Linked DNA regions of Homo sapiens: region 2 is linked to region 1. A link is an interaction called in ENCODE POLR2A ChIA-PET data of the cell type or tissue named here. Cell type or tissue: PC-9. All regions are shown on one strand. Each heading gives the region's core, and the rest is flanking DNA. Links, peaks and the distances in the headings are about the cores only. Region 1 overlaps LINC02837 (long intergenic non-protein coding RNA 2837). Region 2 has its middle 48 kb from the start of LIPG.

Evidence for each region. ChIA-PET counts read pairs that join two places held together with the same protein. Peaks named below come from ENCODE experiments on the same cell type or tissue, not always from the same donor. Only the 100,000 strongest peaks of a DNase experiment are listed, where the experiment ranks them.
Region 2: POLR2A ChIA-PET joins it to region 1 with 18 read pairs; 3 of 35 experiments call an interaction of 5 or more read pairs at or near these places.

The regions. Positions count from the first base shown.
Region 1 is chr18:49,503,705-49,506,619 of GRCh38, reverse strand. All of the region lies in intron 2 of LINC02837 (long intergenic non-protein coding RNA 2837), which reads right to left. Among named protein-coding and RNA genes, the nearest start is that of LINC02837, 5.8 kb to the right of the region's middle. In PC-9, for the core only: no CTCF peak of the experiment used is centred there; no DNase peak of the experiment used is centred there.
Region 2 is chr18:49,608,252-49,611,166 of GRCh38, reverse strand. No RefSeq gene overlaps it. Among named protein-coding and RNA genes, the nearest start is that of LIPG, 48 kb to the right of the region's middle. RefSeq lists an enhancer at 913-2,112. In PC-9, for the core only: no CTCF peak of the experiment used is centred there; a DNase peak (open chromatin) is centred at 1,576; H3K27ac peaks cover 1,866 bases.

The DNA.
Region 1 (2,915 bases), core at 171-2,670:
ATTTATTTTCTTTTTTGAGATGGAGTCTCGCTCCATCGTCCCAGGCTGGAGTGCAGTGGCATGATCTTAGCTCACTGCAACGTCTGCCTCCTGGATTCAAGCAATTCTCCTGCCTCAGCCTCCTGAGTAGCTGGGATTAACAGGCATGCACAACCATGCCCGGGTAATCTTTTTGTATTTTTAGTAGAGACAGTTTCACCATGTTGGCCAGGCTGGTCTTGAACTCCTGACCTCAGGTGATCCACGCCCCCTTGGCTTCCCAAAGTGCTGGGATTGCAGGCGTGAGCCACCGCGCCCGGCATCTTCCAATTCATGTTCTCTTCCATTTCTTTCATTGGTGTTCTTTAGTTTGCCTTGCAGATATTTTCTTACTTCCTTGGTTAAATTTATTCTTAGGGGCCAGGCTTGGTGGCTCACACCTGTAATCCTAGCACTTTGGGAGGCCGAGGTGGGCGGATCACCTGAGGTCAGGAGTTAGAGACCAGCCTGGCCAACATGGTGAAACTCCATCTCTACTAAAACATACAAAAATTGGCCTGGTGCAGTGGCTCTCGCCTGTAATCTCAGCACTTTGGGAGGCCGAGGCGGGCAGATCACGAGGTCAGGAGATCAAGACCATCCTGGCCAACATGGTGAAACCCTGTCTCTACTAAAAATACAAAAAAAAAAAAAAAAAATTAGCTGGGCATCATGTGGGCGCCTGTAGTCCCAGCTACTTGGGAGGCTGAGGCAGGAGAATGGCGTGAACCCGGGAGGCGGAGCTTGCAGTGAGCCAAGATCATGCCACAGCACTCCAGCCTGGGCAAAGAGCAAGACTCCATCTCAAAATAAATAAATAAATAAATACAAAAATTAGGTCGAGCGCAGCGGTTCACGCCTGATATCCCAGCATTTTGGGAGGCCAAGGCAGGCGAATCATGAGGTAAAGAGATCAAGACCATCCTGGCCAACATGGTGAAACCCTGTCTCCAGTAAAAATACAAAAATTAGCCAGGCATGGTGGCAGGTATAATCCCAGCTACTTGGGAGACTGAGGCAGGAGAATCACTTGAACCCAGGAGGCGGAGGTTGCAGTGAGCTGAGATTGCACCATTGCACTCCAGCCTGGGCAACAATTGCAAAACTCCATCTCAAAAAAAAAAAAATATTCTTAGGGTTTGGGGCTTTTTTGGGGGGGGTTGGGGTGTAACTATGGTAAATGGGATTACCTTTTAAATTTTTTTTCTTTTTTTTGAGATGGGAGTCTTGCTATGTTGCCCAAGCTGGTCTGAACTACTGGGCTCAAGCAATCTGCCTGCCTCAGCCTCCCGAGTAGCTGGGATTACAGACGTACACCATTGTGCCATCTTGATTTCTTTTCTTGTTTGTGTCTAGAAATGCTACTTGTTTTTGAATACTGATTTTGTATCCTGCAACTTTACTAAATTCACTTATTAGTTCTGAGACTTATTGAGTAGAGTCTTTATATTTTTCTCGTTTTTTGAGACAGAGTCTTGCTCTGTTGCCCAGGCTGGAGTGTGGTGGTGTGATCTCGGCTCTCTGCAACCCCCACCTCCCAGGTTCAAGTGATTTTCCTACCTCAGCCTCCTGAGTAACTGGGATTACAGGCATGCACCACCACGCCCAGCTAATTTTTTTGTATTTTTAGTAGAGACAGGGTTTCGCGATGTTGACCAGTCTAGTCTCAAACTCCTGACCTCAAGTGATCCACCATCCTCTACCACCCAAAGTGCTGGGATTACAGGCATGAGCCACTGCGTCCGGCCTGATTTTTCTATATATAAAATCATGTCATCTGTAAACAGGGACTATTTTACTTCCTTCTTTTCAAATTGAATGTCCTTTTTTCTTTCTTTTGCCTAATTGCTCTGGCTAGGACTTCCAGTATTATGTTGTAATTCAAGAAATATTTGTTGAGAACTTATCATAAACAAAAAAATTATTCTAGGCACTAGAGGAAAAAAAAACAGACAAGAACTATGTCTTCTGCCAGGCACAGTTGCTCATGCCTGTAATCCCAGCACTTTGGAAGGTCGAGGTGGGCGGATCACCTGAGCTCAGGAGTTCGAGACCAGCCTGGCCAAAATGGCGAAACCCCCTCTCTACTAAAAATACAAAAATTAGCCGTGGTGGCATGCGCCGGTAATCCCAGCTACTGGGGAACCTGAGGCAGGAGAATCATCGAAACCCGGGAGTCGGAGGTTGCAGTGGGCCAAGATCACGCCACTATACTCCAGCCTGGGCGACAGAGCAAGGCTCTGTCTCAGAAAAAAAAAAAAAAAAAAAAAAGAACCATGTCTTCATGAAGCTTACATTTTTTGAAAAGGAGATAGAAATTTAAGAAGAAAACTAATAAATGTGATAATTTCATTCAGTGAGATATGTTGTGAAGACAATAAAACAAGATTATGTCAGAGAGGAGCTCCATAGACTGAGTGTCAGGGAAGGAGTTAAGGCTTCAGTGACTGGAAGAAGCCAACACGTGAAGACCTAGTTGTAAATCATTGGAAGGAAGGGCAAAAGCAAAGGCATCAAGACAGGAATGAGTTGACTGTATCCCTGAAGCAGCAAGGAGCCAATGTGGCTGGAGCAAAGTCAGTGCAGAGGAAAAGTATAGGAAATGAGGGCCTGGAGCTAGATCAGCCTGCACAGCACAGTAAGCAGTTTGGACTTTATTGGGTGTGAAATGTGAAGTCTTTCAAGGGTTTTAACCTGGGAAGTGCTTTGGAGAGAAGTGGGGAGTGTTATATTATATAGTTTATATTTTTTAAAGATTACATTTTCTGGTTATAGTTATCATAGTTCTAGAAACTGTATTTTAGGACAACCAAATCACCCCAGTTAATAAGAGAAAGCTCTTTTTACAAAGAATGCCAAGCTATTCAGATTAAAGAAAAATAAAGAGACATGGCAAC
Region 2 (2,915 bases), core at 188-2,687, 100 kb before region 1:
CATCAACAGTGTATGAGGGTTCTGAGTTCTCCACGTCCTCACCAACACTTCTTTTCTTTTCTTTTTTTTAATATATCCATTGTGGGGGCACAAAATATACTACAAAATGTGGCACTTTGACATACAAATTAAGAAGCTGGCTTAATGTCTCTCTGACCTTCCCCCACCTCTCCTGTCTTTCCCAAAGCACAGGATGAGGCTATTCTCTGAAATTTCCTGAACTACCTAGAAACTGGGCCTGCTAAAGAGAAACACAATTGCCTTTGATCCTTTCACTAAAATTACATTAACCGGAGAAGATTAAAATTCATGTCACAGAGGAAGAGACTGATAATTAAACACCACACCTACAGTCCAGACCAACTTTGCTCTAAACTATTGTTTGTTCTCCAGTACCTTCAATTTACAAACAGAATCCTTCCCAAGCTAATTTCTGTCTCCAAGGTCCATTCATCTCTCCTAAATCATTTACCCCTACGCCCCCTGTCTCCCCTTACCCTATGTAAAAGAGTATGAAAGCATCTGGACCTCAGTGGGTTTTTGGGTAATTATTCTCCTGCGATTCCCCCATGCTTAGGCACATCAAGCAAATTTGTATGCCTTTTTTCCTGTTAATCCATCTACTGTCAATTCACTTCAACAGCCTTAGACTCAAATCTTCAGAGGGAAAGTTTGAAATTCTCCCACACCGTCCTATTAGGTGTGAAGTGTATCTCTCAGCTTTGATTTGCATTTCCTTAATGATATTTAATATCTTTTTCTGTACTTATGGGCCACTTGTAAATCTTCCTTGGGAAAATATCCATTCAAATATTTTGCCTATTTTTAATTGGGTTGTCTTTTTATTTTTGAGCTGTAAGAGCCTGGAGGGCTATTAAAGTCATTCATACTTGGGCTTCAAAACAGTTCAATTAAATCAGAACACTGGAGTGGGCCTGGGATCAGTATTTTTTTAAATTCCCCTGATCTGTAGTCAGGGTTGGAAATCACTGGTTTATGCCATCTGGCCACGCAGGAACAGAGATGCCACGTAACAGCCCACATCATTTATGAGCTCACCCGATCACCATCAGGCCTGTCTGGGCCTGTTCCTCATCATACATTAAGTGCCTTTTTTGTGCCAACCACAGTGTTAAAGTGAGGAGAGGTGGAAGTCAAGAGCAAATGGAGATAAATAAGATGCAGCTACTGTGTATAAGAGCCTTCAGCCTCATAGAGAAGATGGGCCCCGCACAAATCATTACAACACAAAGTGCTCCAATGGATACATGTGCAGAGTGTCAAAGGGCTTCAAGAAAGAGAAAAGCAACTCATTCCTTCCTGAGTGCATCAGTATCACTGAAGGTGGGTTGATGGTCACCCGGGCCTCTGCTCTAAGGACAGTCCCCTAGCAGCAGACAGAGTTAGCACCCATGGGAGCTTGTTAGAAATGTAGAGTCCCAGGCCCCACCCCAGACTTACTGAATCAGAATCAAGTTTAACTAGGTCCCCAGGTGACTCATGTGTACATTAAAGTTTGAAATGCACTGACCTCAAGTGATGTCAATTAAGAAGCATCCAGAACATCTGCCCACCTAAAACAAAATAAAAGCTACTGCAATGAGCTCATTAAATTGTTCCATAAGGTAACTGACTTCCTCTCTGTATCCCACATATTAAATAACTCTTAGTCATATATATCTTAGCAGGAATTTACCAGAATGGTTTCACCTATGCCATTCTCTTTCTGAAGCTTCTCTGCCAGCCAAGTTACTAAGGAACAGGAGTTGGAACCAGATTGAGGCAATATTGGCACTTGGGACACAAGCACAGTTGAAATTGAAGTATAGCAGCAACAGAGAAAGCAGAAAACAGCTCAGTGATTTCCTTCAAAGCCAGTCCTTACTTTACAATTTTATAGCCGATTTGTAGAGGCAAGTGTCTTGCCCAGCATCACACAATAAATTACTGGCCGGCAATAGCCAGTTTAAAATTTGGGTGAAATGACCCATTTGACTCTATTCAACACATTAGATCATACCTGATCTTGATCCTTCAACAGGCTAAATCACAACCTATCCCCTGACTGTGGGGCTTTCCAAGGTTGAATGATCCACGCCCCAGTCTCATATTGGGTTACATCTAATTCCCAAGTATCTTCCTACATAAAAGGTCCCACGTCTTCCCAGAGGTGATTCAGCCCAGTGTTTTGTGAGCTTTGCTGCTGGAGAAATCTTTTCATTTAACTTAAATGCCATATGCCACAATGGGAGATGAGAATTCTTAGGGGCAACTGATTTCCTTGTGCCAGATTTCCATGCTGAAATGCCAAATGAGATCCTCCTGCTCTCAGCCCCTCAGTCTCACAGACTAAGACCCCAAATGAGACCTCAGGTGTAATGCTCAGTGAGGGGTGAAGAGATGTGTGAATATACAGTATGGCTGGTTCTATTAAAGCCTTAATTCAAAATCCCTTTGGGCCACTGCCAAAAGCCCTTCTGAGCTCCAAATCCTAAGACTTAAGCCTAACTCTTTTCTTCTCTTCCCCCTCACTGACTGGGCATTAACAAAGAGCCAGGAACTTCAGAATTTGTCCATTCAAGTATCAAGTGCCTACTCGCTTCAGCCTCTGCAGTGTCCAGGCCAGGCCCCCTCCTTATCTCCCTACACAGCCCTCAGCTGTGGTCCTAGGAGCACTCCAGGAGGTACAAACTCAGCTGCAGCTTCCCTCCTTCAACACTCAGAATCTTACACATGGGCTCTCCTTACTCATTTTTAACCACTTTATTGAGATAGCATTAACATACCATACAATTTGCCCATTTAAGAGTACAAGTCAGCAGTAGTTAGTATGTTCACAGAGTTGTACAACCATCAGTACAATCCATTTCAGAACATTTTTATCACACCAAAAAGAAACCCTGTACCATTTAGCC